2 separate regions of the Homo sapiens genome follow, and region 2 is linked to region 1. Evidence: read pairs that join two places in POLR2A ChIA-PET (ENCODE). Cell type or tissue: PC-9. All regions are shown on one strand. Each heading gives the region's core, and the rest is flanking DNA. Links, peaks and the distances in the headings are about the cores only. Region 1 overlaps TPTEP2-CSNK1E (TPTEP2-CSNK1E readthrough). Region 2 holds the start of LOC105373030 (a long non-coding RNA gene).

Evidence for each region. ChIA-PET counts read pairs that join two places held together with the same protein. Peaks named below come from ENCODE experiments on the same cell type or tissue, not always from the same donor. Only the 100,000 strongest peaks of a DNase experiment are listed, where the experiment ranks them.
Region 2: POLR2A ChIA-PET joins it to region 1 with 6 read pairs; 4 of 35 experiments call an interaction of 5 or more read pairs at or near these places.

What each region holds. Positions count from the first base shown.
Region 1 is chr22:38,302,644-38,310,961 of GRCh38, forward strand. TPTEP2-CSNK1E (TPTEP2-CSNK1E readthrough) reads right to left here. Exons shown (of 15, transcript NM_001289912.2): 7 at 495-605; 8 at 218-366. CSNK1E (casein kinase 1 epsilon) reads right to left here. Exons shown (of 11, transcript NM_152221.3): 3 at 495-605; 4 at 218-366. Among named protein-coding and RNA genes, the nearest start is that of CSNK1E, 11 kb to the right of the region's middle. RefSeq lists enhancers at 3,090-3,139, 3,240-3,489, 7,982-8,071, 8,039-8,318. In PC-9, for the core only: no CTCF peak of the experiment used is centred there; DNase peaks (open chromatin) are centred at 3,228 and 3,678; H3K4me3 peaks cover 1,045 bases; H3K27ac peaks cover 7,161 bases.
Region 2 is chr22:38,421,094-38,429,411 of GRCh38, forward strand. KCNJ4 (potassium inwardly rectifying channel subfamily J member 4) reads right to left here. Exons shown (of 2, transcript NM_152868.3): 2 at 5,234-7,078. The coding sequence starts at 7,039. The coding sequence ends at 5,702. LOC105373030 (a long non-coding RNA gene) reads right to left here and starts at 3,125. Exons shown (of 5, transcript XR_938254.4): 1 at 2,749-3,125; 2 at 1,866-2,085. It overlaps LOC101927183 (a long non-coding RNA gene), which reads left to right and starts at 3,185. Exons shown (of 3, transcript XR_938252.3): 1 at 3,185-3,330; 2 at 3,720-3,879. In PC-9, for the core only: no CTCF peak of the experiment used is centred there; no DNase peak of the experiment used is centred there.

The sequences.
Region 1 (8,318 bases), core at 194-8,193:
GATGTTGCAACGAGCTGAGATCGCACCACTGCGCTCCAGCCTGGGCGACAGAGTGAGACTCCGCCTCAAAAAATAAATAAACACCTACAATTCTATAGCCAGTGGACAAGGTCCCCTGGCCCAGGCCCATCCTCTGGCATCCTCTGGGGGCAGGAGGCAGGGCTGGTATCCTGGGCCCACAGGCATCTGGCTGGGGATGGAGGGGACGGGGACTCACCATCTGGTCGGCCAAGAGCAGCACCGTCTTGAGGCTGAATTTGCGGGAACAGAAGTTGAACAGGTCCTCGAGGCTAGGCCCCAGCAGCTCCATGACCATCACGTTGTAGTCGCCCTCAGCTCCGCACCACTTGATGGACGGGATCCCCACTGGGGGTCAAGCAGAGGGCCTCTGTCAGGGGTCAGAGGCAGGCAGCCAGCCACGCCCGGCCCACCCTGTGCTCATGGCTGCCCACCGCCACCCACCCGGCGCCCGCCGCCGCCCACCCTGCGCTCACCGCCACCCTGCATCATCTTGTAGAACTTGCTCTCGATGTGCAGCTGGGGGTGCTTTGTCTTCACACACTCCAGCTTGATGGCGACTTCCTCACCAGAGGCGATGTTGGCACCTGCCCGGGGCAGGGAGGCAAGGGACCAGGGTCACCCTCAAAGGCCAGGCAGTCCCAGGCGCCCCACTAAGCATTTCTGAGATCTGGCGTGTGCCGGGCCCGGGGCCATCTGCCCTTGAGGAGCTCTTGGGGGAGGCTGGGAAGGGGGCAAAGGAGCCCCGGCAAAGGGTTCCTGAGGGGAAAGAAGGTCAGCGCTGTGAGGGACAGAGGTGACACACAAGGGCTACCCAGGGCCACAGGTTGGGGCGACAAGAAGGCCCGATGTGAGTGGGGCAAGGGTCAGGTATGCAAAAGGCTCACAGACCACCTAAGGGAGGGGGCTGAGTCCTAGAGCAAATTCAGGCAGTGAGGTCTGTCGGGTTGAGATGGTGGCACGTGCAGAAGAGGCCCAATGGGGCTGGGCTGCCGAACACACCAGAACAAGCCAGGACCACCCTGGCCTACAGGATGAGGATGGGACAGCCGCAGCAACCCCTCAGTCAATGCTGATGCCTTCAGAGGCAGCCCTGCACATTCTAATCCAGTGTCTCATTCGATTCTCAACCCCCTTGTAGAGATGAGAAAACAGAGACCCAGCTAGAGACCCAGCTCAAGGTCACCTGACCTGTAAATGGCGGCCTTGAGATCAACCCCGGCTCTGCTGGCCTCCAGCATAGGTCAGAGGTCCTGCCTGCACCTCCCCGTCTCCCCCAGTCCACTCCTGGCTTCTCAAGGGGCTCTAAGAAAATACCCTCACACACACCAAGGCCCCGCTCTCTGCCTGGGCCCACTGCCCAACTCAAGAAGTCACAAGAAAGACCAAGCCCAAAGTGTACCTTGCCTCAGTTTCCCTGGCTGTATGGGTGGATGAGATGAAGGGCTGGGGCTAGGCTGGGCGACAGGGTGTCTCCTTCCTGGGGCCAGCAGCGAGCCCAGCAGGAGGAGTAGGACAGTGTCGCAACAGGACACAAACAGGCCAGAACAACCCCCAGGGACACAGCCTCAGGAGGAGTTCAAGACAGGAGAAAGGCAGGACCTCACATCAGAGGAAAAGATGAGACTGTTCATTAATAATGTCCCTGAACAACCGGCTGGCCACCTGAGAAAAGACACCATGGCTCACACCACAACCAGGAGAAATCTCAAGTAGAGGAAAAGTTTGTATATAAGAAATAAAGGTGTGGGTGTGAGTTGGCACAGCCCCTGTGCACCTCTTGGGTGAAGCTGAACATAAACAAACGCTCGCCCAAGCAACCCCACTCCTGAGTGTACATCCTTCAGAAACACGTGTGCACCAGGGGGACAGGACAAGGATGGACACAGGAGCAAACAGCCCAAGTGCTCAGCAGCAGAAGAACAGGAACAGTGGCGCAGTCACCAGGGAATCCCAGGCGGCAGTGAAGAGGAAAGGATGCCTGCTTCACACAATGACCCTGGTCCCAGGGGTGCACTCCTCACAGCAGCCAGAGGGTGGAAACAACAAACATCTGTCACAGATGCAAGGATGAATGGAATGCAGTGCCTCCATGCGGCGGAATATTATTCAGCAATAAAGAGGAATAAAGTACCGATACACGCTACGACACGAGTGCACCTTGAAAACATTCTACCCGAGGCCAGGCACAGTGGCTCACGCCCGTAATCCCAATACTTTGGGAGGCTGAGGCGGGTGGATCACAAGGTCAGGAGTCCGAGACCAGCCCAGCCAAGGTGGTGAAACCCTGTCTGTACCAAAAATACAAAAATTAGCCGGGCGCAGTGGCAGGCATCTGTAATCCCAGCTACTTGGGAGGCTGAGGCAGGAGAATCACTTGAACCCAGGAGGCGGAGGTTGCAGTGAGCCGAGATTGTGCCATTGCACGCTAGCCTGGGTGACGGAGTGAAACTCCAGCTCAAAAAAAAAAAAAAAAAAAAAAAAAAGAAGAGTGCAAGCACAGTTCTACTTGTTTCCATATCAAAACAGGCAACAAGACTGGACAATACAGATTTAAACACGAAAGAAAGGAAAAAGATTAAATGTCAGACGGTGGTTCCCAGGGAGGGACACCTTAGGCCATGCAGGTATTCTATACGTATTCTTTGCATCCACTCAACGTTTAATAAGAAATAACAATGAAATGTTAGAAGAAGGGAGAATTGCCTTATAGCCTTGGGGTTAGGCAAAGCTTTTATTTTTATCCCTGATTCAAAATCCTAAAGCCATTTAAAAAAAAAAAAAAAAAGCTCCTTCCTCTCCAAAAAAAAAAGAATCCCTTCTGCATGGCAAAAACACCGGAAATAAAGTCCTAAGAGACATACTCACTTGCAATTCTTATCACAGGCAAAGAGCTAATATGTAATGAGCTCCTACAAATCAGTCAGAAAAAGACTCAGCAGAAAATAGGCCAAAGGATTTGAAACACACACTTCACAGAGAAAGAAATCATTAATAGAAAAGCCTTACTCATAGGGAAAGATGCCCAACCTCCTTGTAAGAGAAATGCAAATTAATATGATCGTGAAAGACCATGTTTCACCTAGGATTGTCAAAAGTCTTACGAGATAACACACCTGTCTGTCGGCAAGACTGTGGGGGCGCTGAGCACTCCTCCCAGGTGGTGGAGGCGTCAACTGCTGAGTCGCCACTGGAGGGGGATTTGACGCTACTCAGCCCTGACCAGCAACCCCGCTTCTGGGAGTTTACCTGACATCCTAGCACGGTGCAAAACAAGGCGGGGACAAGGCTGTCGGCTGCAGGCTGTTTGGAACAGCAGAAGCTTGGAAACAACCCAAATGTCCCTCCTGAGGGGGCTGATTAAATAAAGAATAGCCCATCCATAAAACAGAATACAATGGAAAAAGAACCAGGAAGCTCTCTCTGCACACAAGTGGAAAGATCTCCAAGATACAGGAAGTGAAAAAGCAAAGCACAGAACAGTGTATATTCCACACTCTCATTTCAGTTTTCTTTAAAAAGGTGGGGAACTAAGTATCTGTGTTTGGCTCTAGCTACATAAAGAAACACTGAACAGAAACATGACTGTACAGGGCTAAGTGGGTCAGGGAGGAAGGGGTGGGGGACGCTTCACTGGATACTGTGTTATAAGTTGCAATTTCTTTCAACACCTTTATTGAGATGTAATTCAGATAACTCTCCAATTGAGTCACTCAAAGTGTGCGACTCACCGTTTTTAGTATATTCACAAGCTTGCGCAGCCATTACCACAATCAATTTTAGAACACAGGCCGGGCGCGGTGGCTCACGCCTGTAATCCCAGCACTTTGAGAGGCCGAGGCAGGCGGATCACAAGGTCAAGAGATCAAGACCATCCTGGCCAACATGGTGAAACCCCATCTCCATTAAAAGTACAAAAATTAGCTGGGCGTAGTGGCGCACGCCTGTAATCCCAGCTACTCGGCAGGCTGAGGCAGGAGAATTGCTTGAACCCAGGAGGCAGAGGTTGCAGTGAGCCGAGATTGTGCCACTGCACTCCAGCCTGGCGACAGAGCAAGACTCCATCTCAAAAAAAAAAAAAAAAAAATTAAAAATTAGAACACAGCATCTTCTTATCAGCTGATACCTTCGTATCAGCATCTGCTGTGGGTTCCGCATCTGCCGATTCAACCATGGATCAAAAATACGTGGGGGGAGAAAATAAAAAATAACAACACAACAATAAGAAATAGGTTGGGTGCAGTGATGCACAACTGTAGTACTACCACTTTGGGAGGCTGAGGAGGATTACTTGAGTCCAGCGGTTCGAGACCAGCCTAAGCAACATAGTGAGACCCTATCTCTACAAAAAATACAAATATTAGCCAGGCGTGGTAGCACGTGCCTGTGGTCCCAGCTACCTGGGAGGCTGAGGCAGGAGGACTGCTTGAACCTAGTAAGTCAAGGTTGCGGTGAGCTATGATCACACCACCACACTCCAGCCTGGGTGACAGAGCAAGACCATGTCTCAAAAATAAATAGGTAAATAATATAAAAATTAAAAATACAGTACAATAACTATTTACATAGCATTTACATTGTATTAGGTATTATAAGTGATCTAGAGATGATTTAAAGTATATGGAGAAGGCCAGGTGCCAGCATTTTGGGAGGCTGAGGCAGGCGGATCACCAGGCAAGGAGTTCCAGACCAGCCTGACCACCATGATGAAACCCCATCTCTACTAAAAATACAAAAATTAGCCAAGGTGCTCCCGTGGGAGCGCCTGTAATCCCAGCTCTCAGGAGGCTGAGGTAGGAGAATCTCTTGAACCTGGGAGGCGGAGGTTGCAGTGAGCCGAGATCACACAACTGCACTCCAGCCTGGCGACACAGCGAGACTCCGTCTCAAAACAAAAAAAAGTATACAGAGGATGCGCGTAGCTTATATACAAATACTACAGCTTTTTATATCAGGAACTTGAGAATCAGAGGATTCTGGTATCTGAGGGGGATCCTGGAACCTATTCCCCACAGGTACCGAAGGTGGAGGGCTGTATTTTCTTTTTCTTTTTGAGACAGGGTCTCAATCTGCCACCCAGGCTGGACTGTAGTGGCACTAACACAGCTCACTGCAGCCTCAACCTCTGGGGCGCAAGTGAGCCTCCCACTTCAGCCTCTCGAGTAGCTGGACTACAGGCGCAAGCCACCACACCTGGCTAATTTTTGTATTTTTTGTAGACAGGGTTTGCCATCTCTAGGCTGGTCTCCAACTCCTGGGCTCAAGTGATTCACCTGCCTCAGCCTCCCAATGTGCAGGAATTACAGGCATGAGCCACTGTGCCTGGCCCAGGAGGGCTGTATTTTCATCACCCTGAAAACACCTGTAGCCTTTAGTGGGGTAAGGTCCTATCTCCTCGCTCCATCCCCTGCCCCCCAACTAATCTACATTCTGTCTCTATGGATTTGTCTTTTCTGGACATTTCACAGAAATAGAATCAAACAGAATCATACAACGTGATTTTTTGTGACTGGCTTCTTTCACTTAACACATTTTTGTGTTTTGATTTTTGAGTATTTGGATTTTTAATAAAAGAAAAAGAAAAACAGAATGAATAACTCAATCTAGCCAGCAACAGGAATGAAAGTACTTTGCAAACTGTAAAGAGCTTTTGACACATCAATGCTCGTCACTGGGATGAGCCACACAGGTTTCCAGGGGACAGTGAGGATCCTTAGAGTCCCCTGGCCATGCTCCATTTCCCCATGAGCAGAGAGGCAGGAGAGTGCAGCGGTTGAAGTGTGAGTTTCAGAGCCAACCTACTAGAGCCCAAATCCTGACTCGGACATCCCCTGGCCAGGGGTCGTCGGACAAGGCACTTCACCCCTCTGAGCCCCAGGTACCTCATGTGTAAACCGATGACACTATCTGGCTCATTGGGATGTTCTGACAGACAAACATGCTTACAAGAGTGCCTGGCACACAGTCAATGCTCCATGATGTTCGGCTTGGTGGGAAGTGCAGCCCCTAGGCTAGAGATGAGCCGGTGTCCACCCAGTGGGAGGAGGGGAAGAGGGAATAAGCCATGCTATGAGGAAAGGAGAGCCTCCGGGAGGGCAGGCTGCAAGGGCTCCTGGCTCCCAAACAGGACTGTACTGGACAGACAAGAGAGGTCACGGCACAAGCAGAGGCCCAACAGCAGCAGGTGCAGCGGGAACCATGGGGTGGCAGAAAAAGACAGTGGAAGAGGTGGGCAGGGAAGAGATCTGAAGGGTCTTGAATGGCCGGCTAAGATCCTGGCCTTCAGCCTGAGGCACCAAGGGCCATGTTCAGGTGTGTGATCACAGGATCTCTCAACCGTGGCACTACTGACACTGGAGCTGGAGAATTCCTGGTTGTGGGGCTGCCCTGGGCACTGCACAGTCTAACAGCACCCATGACTTCTACCCACTAGATGCCAGGGCACCCCTTTCCCCCTGAATTGTAACAACCAAAAGGTCTCCAGATCTTGACATATGTCTCCTGGGGGACAAAAATCACCCTGTTGAGGCTACCTGGTGGATACGAAAGGGCTGGAGGAGGCTAGAGGGGTAGTGGAAGGCCTGGGAAGGCCACTACAGAGACCAGGCAAGAGCTGACGGTGGCCCTGCCTGGGCAGGGTGCAGAAACTGATTGACACTTTGGAGGCAGGGCCTGCAGCACTTGGTGATTCGGCAGATGTGTGCAGGGAGGAGAGGTGCTGGGGAGGTAGTGGTAGACAGGGCCCTCTTCCCCTCGAGCCCTTACTCCACTCTTCGAGTACTACTGTTTGTATTTCTTTTTTCTTTTTTTTTTGAGACAGCTTCACTTTGTCGCCTGGGCTGGAGTGCAGTGGCATGATCTCGGCTCACTGCAACTTCTGCCTCCCGGGTTCAAGCGATTCTCATGCCTCAGCCTCCCGAGTAACTGGGATTACAAGCAGACACCACCACGCCTGGCTAATTTTTGTATTATTAGTAGAGATGGGGTTTCACCATGTTGGCCGGGCTGGTCTCAAACTCCTGACCTCAAATGATCTGCCCGCCTTGGTCTCCCAAGTGCTGGGATTACAGGCGTGAGCCACTGTGCCTGGCCTACTGTTTGCATTTCTGTTTGACATGTGGAAAAACAGACACCAAAGGTCAAATGATCATATGCTACAAACTTCCCAGGGACAGGGACCCAAGCTGCTAGGCAAAGCCTCTGACCCCCGCAAGTGCTGGAAACCTGCCAGAGCTGCCTCCCCCTGCAGCAGGTCCTGCCACCAATGAGTTCCTTGGTGGCCTCTAAATTCTATCAGGAAGCCGCCAGGCTTTTCTCTGAGCTCCCTTAATTCTTACAACCGCTAAGCTGAGGTTCAGAAACGTTAGGTAACTGGCCTAAGGTCTGACAGAACTGGATGGGGCACAGCCAGAATTTGAAACTTAGTCCCCAAAGTCCCTGTGTTTTTTCTCCACTCAAACTCCAGGTGAGGCTTCCTGGCAGAGGCTGTGTCTGGGAGCCGGCTGAGCATAGATGCAGGGGTGCCCCACATGCGAAGGCCTAGAAGCTAGAACTGCCCGATTTCAGGAACAGAAGATGCCCCATGAGTCAGACACAGTGGAGGGAATGCCAGTTCCCAAAACAAACTTGGACACAGAAAAGGGCTTGGACTTGGCTGGCCCTAGAGGGGCTGGGAACTTGGCAAGTTCCAGGTGGCCACGGGCGTGGCCAGCCTCACACGGGGGCCTACTTGACACCTACACAGACACATGGACACAATCGGGGACATGGGTGGACTGGAGGACAGGGGATGAAGCCCACCGTCCCGGCAGCAGCAGCGGCGGCAACCTCAGTTCCCACCCATCAGAGGCCTGGAGTATTTCCCACACTAACTCTCACCCCTGGAACCACCTGTCAGCGAACAACACTGTTCGCCACCCCTTTCAGAGCTGAGGACCAGAGACTCTAAGAGGTCTAGAGAGTTCCCCAGGATGCAAGTCTAGCAAATGGGCCCAGATTTGGCCACCTCTGGACCCTGCATGGGCAACAGCAGTGCCTTAACAAAGCAGGCCCCACTCTCTTGGCTGACCCCTTATGATGCAGAGGGAGAAGGGGCAGAAGCCACATCCATAGTGTGCTGGCCCTCGGGTGATCCTGGAAAGCAGGGCTTGGAGGACGCATCCAGCCCCACCGGCAGAGGCCATCTGGAGTCAGGCCCTGGCAGAGCACTGGGGATAAGAATGTGGCCAGAGTGTTGAATAAATGGAGCCAGCAAGGCTGGCCGGGGACGCCCTACAATCACCACTGTCCCCAAACCAACA
Region 2 (8,318 bases), core at 64-8,063, 120 kb after region 1:
GCCATTCTTCCTCATCTTCATTCACTCTCTTGACTAGGAGCCCCTTTCGTGGCTGTGAAGGGGAATATTGGTTATTTATTTATTTATTTTTGAGACAGAATCTCACTCTGTCACACAGGCTGGAGTGCAGTGGCATGATCTCAGTTCTTTGCAACCTCTGCCTCCCGGGTTCAAGCAATTCTCTGCCTCAGCCTCCTGAGTAGCTGGGATTACAAGCCCACGCCACCACGCCCGGCTAATTTTTGTATTTTCAGTAGAGAAAGGGTTTCGCCATGTTGGCCAGGCTGGTCTTGAACTCCTGACCTTGTGATTCACACACCTCGGCCTCCCAAAGTGCTGGGATTATAGGCATGAGCCACCGTGCCTGGCCAGGATATTGGATTTAAAGCTCCTTCGCTTTCCAATTCCTGGGACCCAGGTCTACATCGTCCTTGTAGGAAGATTCAAAGGCTGAAGGGTGCATTTCTACAGCCTGCCAGACAGAGCCCAGAATTCTGTTAGCTTTTGAACCTTGTACTCAGCTTATGCAAACAGGCACAAGAAGAAAAAATAGTGAACAAAGATGTTCATCACTGCGTTGCTCCAGGTCTCAGTTTCTCTATCTGTAAATGAGGGGTTGCCTTGATGATCCATAATGGTGTATAATTTTTGATCTTCTATAATTTGATGAACATTCTATAGTCATTAAAAATTGAAGGCCGGGCGCAGTGGCTCACATCTGTAATCCCAGCACTTTGGGAGGCTGAGGGCGGATCACAAGGTCAGGAGTTCCAGACTGGCCTCGCCAACATAACCCCGTCTCTACTAAAAATACAAAAAATTATCCAGGCATGGTGGTGCACACCTGTAATCCCAACTACTCGGGAGGCTGAGGCAGGAGAATCTATTTTTTTTTTTTTTTTTTTTTTGAGATGGTGTTTCACTCTTGTTGCCCAGGCTGGAGTACAATGGCATGATCTCGGCTCACTTCAACCTCTGCCCCCCCGGGTTCAAGCGATTCTCCTGCCTCAGCCTCCCAAGTAGCTGGGATTACAGGCATGTGCCACCATGCCTGGCTAATTTTGTATTTTTAGTAGAGACAGGGTTTCTCCATGTTGGTCAGGCTGGTCTCGAACTCCCAACCTCAGGTGATCTGCCCACCTTGGCCTCCCAAAGTGCTGGGATTACAGGTGTGAGCCACCACGCCTGGCCAGGAGAATCTCTTGAACCCAGAAGGCAGAGGTTGTGGTGAGCCGAGATTGCGCCATTGCACTCCAGCCTGGGCAACACAGCGAGACTCCATCTCAAAAAAAAAAAAAAAAAAATTGAAAAGATGTAGAATCCATCAATACCCAGAAAAGTCAATACCTGGAAAAAACTGCAATGAGAAAAGCTAGACGCAGGAAGCAGTCATCTGATCGCAGCCATGGGCTCTAACAAAGACAGGGGTGAACGCAATGAGGTGAAATAGCTGAGTCGGATGCCTCCTAAGTTCTTTTCTATTCTTCTGTGAGCTATTTGAGTTCATAAGGAAGATAAATCTTCCAGAAGCTGGTGGGAAGGAAGCCATGGTGAATCTACAAGGATTAGGCCTGAACCGTGGAATTCCAGGCAGGCAGGCAGGTGTGGCCAGATGAGGGCGGGGTTTTTTGCTCCCATTAGATCCGCCCTCTTCCCCCCTCCCTGTCTTCCTCCCTTTCTTCCTCTTCCTCCTTCCTTGTCTTCCTCCCTTTCTTCCTCTTCCTCCCTCCCTGTCTTCCTCCTTTTCTTCCACATGCATGATACCCTCTTCATTCTCTCCATCCTGCCCACCACTCCTGCTCCCCAAGAGGCTGTGACCGAAGTGGGGAAGAGAGGGCAGGGCAGGGCAGAGGGGGTCTCCTTACCCTGGCTCTGCAGGGAAGCTGGTGTGGCATGAGGAGGGCTTGGCAGCACTTTAAGGCCCCTTCAGCCTGCCCGTTGGCACAATTCCAAGCTCCGTGACATCTAAGGTTCTTACACCCCCAGACGCAGCAACTCCCCCCACCCCGCTCCGTCAGCGCCGCAGGAGCCGGAGTGGAGTGAGGGATCAGAGGAGCGGCACGAGGAGGGAGGCAGGTGGGAGGGCTGTGAAAGGGGAACAGGTGGGAGAGGGAAGGTGAGTCAGCCCCGAGCAGAGCTGAGCCAGCAGGAGTTTGCAGCGCAGCCAGGCCTGGGAGCCTCCCTGCAGCTGCGGGCTCTCGGCACCGCGTGGCCCCCTCCCCCAGTGCCCACACTGGCACTGCCCTTTGGCACTCCAGAAGTCCTGGCTTTGGGCTTTCACTTGCCTCTTCTGTGTGACCCTGCCACAGGTCACCTTGCATGTGACCAGAGAGACCAGGCCTCTCCCAAAAGAGCAACTACCACAAGCATATGAGCAAGCTGCAAGCTGGTGAAGGGCCTGGGGGGACCTTGGAACGCCCCATGTTGCTCTGGATGGTGGATGATGGGCCCTCTTGGGGGTAACCCCACATGTACCCCTTCCCCACCCTGCATCCGGGCCTCTCGCACATCTTAGAGGAGGGTAGACATCCCCTAAGACGTGCTCTAGGTGGAGGCTTCTGAGTCTGGGAGCACCTGAGCCTGAATCCTCTTCAGTTACTGCTCGTAGCCCAGGAAGCCGTGGCATCCTGGGGATGTGGTGGGAGGAGTGGGGAGACCTGGCGAGACCCACCCAGGGCCTGCAGGGCTGGATAGAGGGACATCTCTCATGAGCCTCCAGGGTCAGGATTGAGACCCTGGGGTACTCACCTGACAGAAGGGGACCAGGGGTCCTTCCAGAATGTGGGCAGATGCGCCACTGAATTTCCTTCTTGCTGAGCGGCCCCCACAGGCTCTTCGGTGGGGGTGGGGGCCAAAGGCCACAGGTGCACTCTGGGAAATCTGGGAGGGCACAGAGGAGGAAAGGAAGCAGCCCCTCCCCCTCATTGAGCCCCCACCTGGGAGAGGATGGAGTGAAGGAGAAGCAGGCTCCCGGGCCTCTGACTGTCCTCACTTTGTTTCCAGCCAGCCCCCTGGTTCTCTGGGCCTCTATTTATTTCCTCATCAGTAAAAGGAGGCCATAATCCTTGTCCTGGCTTCCTCTTGGAGTTTCGTAAGAGTTCAATGAACCCAAGGACGTGAAAGGTGTTATGCAAATGAGAGACATTATGAGTTATCTATTGGGAGGCTTGGATCCTGAGCTTGGCTCTGTCTCCAGGAAAGAGGCCTCAAGTTTCCTTCTGCAGCAGCGCAGCATACGGGGTGCACAGTGATCCACCCAAACGGCAGCTATGCTGCCGGGGCTGGTGAGACGTGGTCATTCACAAGGCAGCTCGCTGTGCTGCACAGCAGGTAAGCTTGCCTGCTGGTTCCCTGTTTCTAGAGGCAGCTGGCACCTTTGTGTGGAAGATCCCTGGGACCCAGAAGGGTGCCTTCTGCTTCCTTTCAGCCTGGGGCACACAGTCAGCCTGTAGAGTAGAAGTCGGGTGGGAGGAACCCTCAAACTCCAAGGCTCTGGGATAGATGACCAACTATGGCCACAGCTCCCTCCTGCTCGGCATGTCCTTGGCAATGTGACTTTGCCTCTTTCCCAAAAGGTGGAAACTAATTTCCCACCCTTTGAATCTGGGCTGGCCTCGTGACCTGGACTCTGGCCGATAGACTGCAGTGGAAATGATGTTATCCAAGTTCAAGGGGCTAGGCCTCCGGAGACCTTGCAGCTTCTACCTTTGCCCTCGTAGGTTGCTGCCCGGAGTCGCCATGAAGGAATGTGATGCAGCCTATTGGAGGAGAACCAAACCCCACCACCACCCCAGAAAGCCATACCAGCTGCCGACATGTACATGGGCTCATCGGGGGTTTTCCAGGCCCACTGATGTTCCAGCTGAGCACAGCTGCCGGGTAAGCCCAGGAGAAATCAGCTAGGAACCCCAGCCCACCCACAGGACCCTAAGAGAGGATGCGTCATTGGTCTCTGTTTTGTGCTGGCTGGTTATAGAGCATAGGCTAACCGAAGGCAGAGAAGGGAAGGGACTTACCCGAGGTCCCACAGAGAGCAGAGACCAAGCCTGTCTTGGTTAAGTCTGTGACCAGGTTTCCTGGCCCCTGTGCCCTTCCCATCAGTGTCCTGCCGCCAGCTCTACCAGCGGTGTGTGGATCTGCATGTATGTAGGGAGGTGCGGATCGGGTGGGCCCTTCCCACTTCCACCTGAGTTAGGAAGGGTTGGCTGACGTCCACACAGGGCTGTCCTGCCCATCATTGCAGGCGGGAGGGATGGTTAATCCCATTCTGCAGAGGATGAAACTGAGGCCAAGAGCTGACAGTCACACAGCTACTAGGTAACAAAGCTCTGACATCAAAGCTTTTGGTTCTTTGATGCCAACTCCAGATCCTTCTATTGACTCGCCGGAAGGAGAATGGCAGGTGGTAAAGTTCCCTCCAAGGGTCAGTCACTCAGAAAGGGCCACATACACAGGCACACACATAACACACAGGCACACACATGACACACAGGCACACACACGACACACACAGGCACAATTACATGTGTGCTTGCTCACTCTCTTTCTCTCCTTCTCACCCCTCCATCTTCAACCAGCCTACCCCTAATGGACCATGTACTTTATTAAAAATATATAGTTACGGCTGGGTGCGGTGACTCACACTTGTAATCCCAGCACTTTGGGAGGCCAAGGTGGGTGGATCACCTGAGGTCAGGAGTTCGAGACCAGCCTGGCCAACATGGTGAAACCCCATCTTTACTAAAAATACAAAACTTAGCTGAGTATGGTGGCTCATGCCTGTAATCTCAGCTACTCAGGAGGCTGAGGCAGGAGAATCGCTCGAACCTGGGAAGCGGAGGTTGCAGTGAGCCGAGATTGCTCCATTGCACTCCAGCATGGGCAACAAGAGCAAAACTCCGTCTCAAGAAAAAAAAATAATAATAAAAAATAAAAAAAAAATATATATATATATATATATATATGGTTACAAACTCTGTTGTCAATCTGGGCTGGGCCCGGGGCTGGAGGGACTGCAGGGAGGGAGGGATGGTCCCTCATCCCACCCCTCAGAGTCCCTCCTCTGCACCCAAACCCAACACCATCCAAGGGCCAAGGTGGCTGGCGTTGAGGGCCTCAAGGGGCCAGCCAGCTGGGCAGGGGAAGGCGCTAGGCTTGATGGGCTGGGTGGGGAGGGGTGCACAGAGAGGGACTGCATCTCCCTGTCCAGCAGGTAAAAACGGCAGAAAGTGAATTTGGTGTCTCCATCTGTCTCCATTTATAGATATTTACAAAAGAAAGTCATGAGCAACAGGCCACAGTCATGCAAAAGAAACGCACCCCCCCCTCCCCAAACTAACCCCCTGCCCACCCTGAAACCCCGAGATGTCCCCCGCCCAGCAGTCCAGCCACCTTCCCCAAGGTTCTGAGAGCAAAGAGGGCACGTCCTTGAAGAGTCAGTGGGGGAAGGGTGGTGGATCCGGGGACCTAGAGCCACCAGAAGTAGGCGCTGGCGGAACTCAGGCTGATCGGGGCCGAGCTCTTCCCAGGCCTGGGTGCTGGAGTCAGGAGGAAGGGGTCCCCCAGTCTTTGAAACCCCCACCTTCCTCCAGAAGGTCCACGGAGCCAGGGTTGGCTCTGTCCTGAGTGTGGGAGGGGGTGTCCTGGCATCCCACCCCCGGCAGAGGCTCTTGTGGGCAGTGGTGAGGGCCGGGCCTGGAGGTCAGATGGCAGACTCCCTGCGGTAGGAGATGTTGTCCAGCGGGAGGGAAGCCTGCATGCGCTCCAGGTCCAGGTGGCTGCCGAACTCCAGCATCCGGATGATGCCCGCCTCCTCCTTGGAACCCGCCTCCAGGCCCAGGCCTGCGGCCACCGCGGCCGCCGCAGCTGCCTCCTCCTCCATCTCCTCTTCCTCCTGGCTCATAAGGGCCAGCTCGTTCTCGTAGCAGAAGGCACTGGGAGGGGGCGGTGGGGCGGGCAGCACGGTGATCTTACTCTCCTGCAGCTCCCGGGCCGAGCAGCAGGGCGTGCCGGCCACCTCGTAGGTCTTGTGAAAACGTGAGTAGTCCACCTTGTAGTGGCTCTTCTCCTCGAAGACCACAGGCTCAAAGCGGTGGCCCCACAGGATCTCGCTGGCCAGGTAGGAGCTGCGGGCCTGGGTGGTCATGGCCGTGGCCTCCACCATGCCCTCCAGGATGACCACGATCTCAAAGTCCTCCGACTCCAGCTCCTCCTTGCCCATGCCATAAAGCGGGCTGTCCTCGTCGATCTCGTGGACAATGATGATGGGCGACACCAGGAAGATGCGGTCCAGGCCGATGTCATAGCCCACGTTGAGGTCCCGCTGGTCCAGGGGCAGGTACTCGCCCTCCTGGGTCATGTAGGGCTTGATGAGCTGGGCCCGCACGTGGGCCTCCACAATGTGGCTCTTGCGCAGGTTGCCCACGCGCCACATGAGGCAGAGCTTGCCGTCGCGCACCGAAATGACCGCGTGGTGGCTGAACAGCAACGTCTGCGCCCGCTTCTTGGGCCGCGCCATCTTGGCCATGATGGTGCCAATCATGAAGGAGTCGATGACGCAGCCCACGATGGACTGGACCACCACAGCGATGACTGCCAGCGGGCACTCCTCTGTCACGCACCGGAACCCATAGCCGATGGTCGTCTGCGTCTCCACCGAGAACAGGAAGGCACCCAGGAAGCCGTTCACGTGCATGATGCAGGGCTTGGGGGCCACCGGGGCTGCTCCGCCACCACCCGCCGCCGGGCCCCCCGCCGCAGGCACCCCTGGGCTGGCCTCCAGGTCACCGTGGAAGAAGGCGATACACCAGAAGAGGAGGCCGAAAAAGAGCCAGGAGACAAGGAAGGCCGCGGAGAAGATCATGAGCATGTAGCGCCAGCGCGTGTCCACGCAGGTGGTGAAGATGTCCGCCATGTAGCGCTGCGACTTGTTGCTCAGGTTGGCGAAGTACACGTTGCATTGGCCGTTCTTCTTGACGAAGCGGTTGCGGCGCTTCCGCCGGGGCACGTGGGCCTGGCCGTTGCGGCTGTGTCCGTGCATGTCCTGAAGCCGGCGTGGTCACCTGGGAAGACGCAGGGCCTGCGGAGGAGAAGCCGGACAGGTGAGATGCTGGGGAGCGAGGGGCTCCCTCGGGGCCACTCAGACTCAGCCCCAAGACTCTCAGAAGCAGGTGAGCCTGGACCAGGACCTAAGACTTCCTCTGCCCCGGCAGGCGGAGGGTGGCAGCAGAGGTGGCTCTGATGACAGGGTCTGAGCCAGTGCCACCCAGTCCGGCCCAGCTTAGAGACTGGGGTCCATAGACCAGGAAGCTAAAGCCACAAGGATCCAGGTCCTAGTCCCTGCCCCTCAACACTGCCCCTCCGGCCCTCCTATGCTCACTGTTCTGGAAGCTTCCTGATGCCCATCTTGGTTCCTCCCTGTCCCTCTGTCCTGCTTGCCCTGAGCATAGGGAGCCACGGAGGCGCTAAGCCCGCTTCCCTCCCTGGATTCCATCTCTGCACTTTTGGGCTTCTCGGGGGCTGGACATCCTCCTGTGCACTAGCCACTGGCCACGTGTGGCTCTTTACATTTAATTAAAACGAAATAAAATATTAACTGCAGCTCCTTCCTTGCATGAGCCACATTTCAAGTGATCAGGAGCCACATGTGGTCAACGGCCACCACACTGGACAGAGAAGACACAGGAGAGTTCTATCACTGAGAAATTTCTGGCTGGGCACAGGGGCTCATGCCTGTGATCTCAGCATTTTAGGAGGCCGAGATGCAAAGATTGTTTGTGCCAGGAGTTTGAGACCAGCCTGGGCAACAGAGTGAGACCCCATCTCTACAAAAAATAAGAAAATTAGCCAGGCATGGTGGTGCATGCCTCTGGTACCAGCTACTCAGGAGGCTAAGGCAGGAGGATCTATTGAGCCCAGGGGGTCAAGGCTGCAGTGAGCTGTGATCATGCCACTGAACTCCAACCTGGGTCACAGAGCAAGACCCCATGTCAAAAAAAAAAAAAAAAAAAAAAAGAAAGAAAAAGTTCTACTGGGACCCGCAGCCCCACCTGGGTCTGAGCTCCTTTCTTAGACTCTTCTCTCCCAGTGTTGCTTTGAGTCCTTGAGCCCAAATTCCTGCCCAGTGCCCACACTTGTTAGGAGCAGTGGTGAGGGGAGAATCCAATGTGACAGTCAGGGTGGAGGAAGGGGGAGCCCCCAGCTCTGACTCCTCTGTAGACATCGCTATTCCCATGTCCCAGGTGGCTCAGAGATGGAAAGCCACCTGCCAGCCACAAAGCTGGCAGTGGATACAAACTTGCGTGGCACCAACATGAATG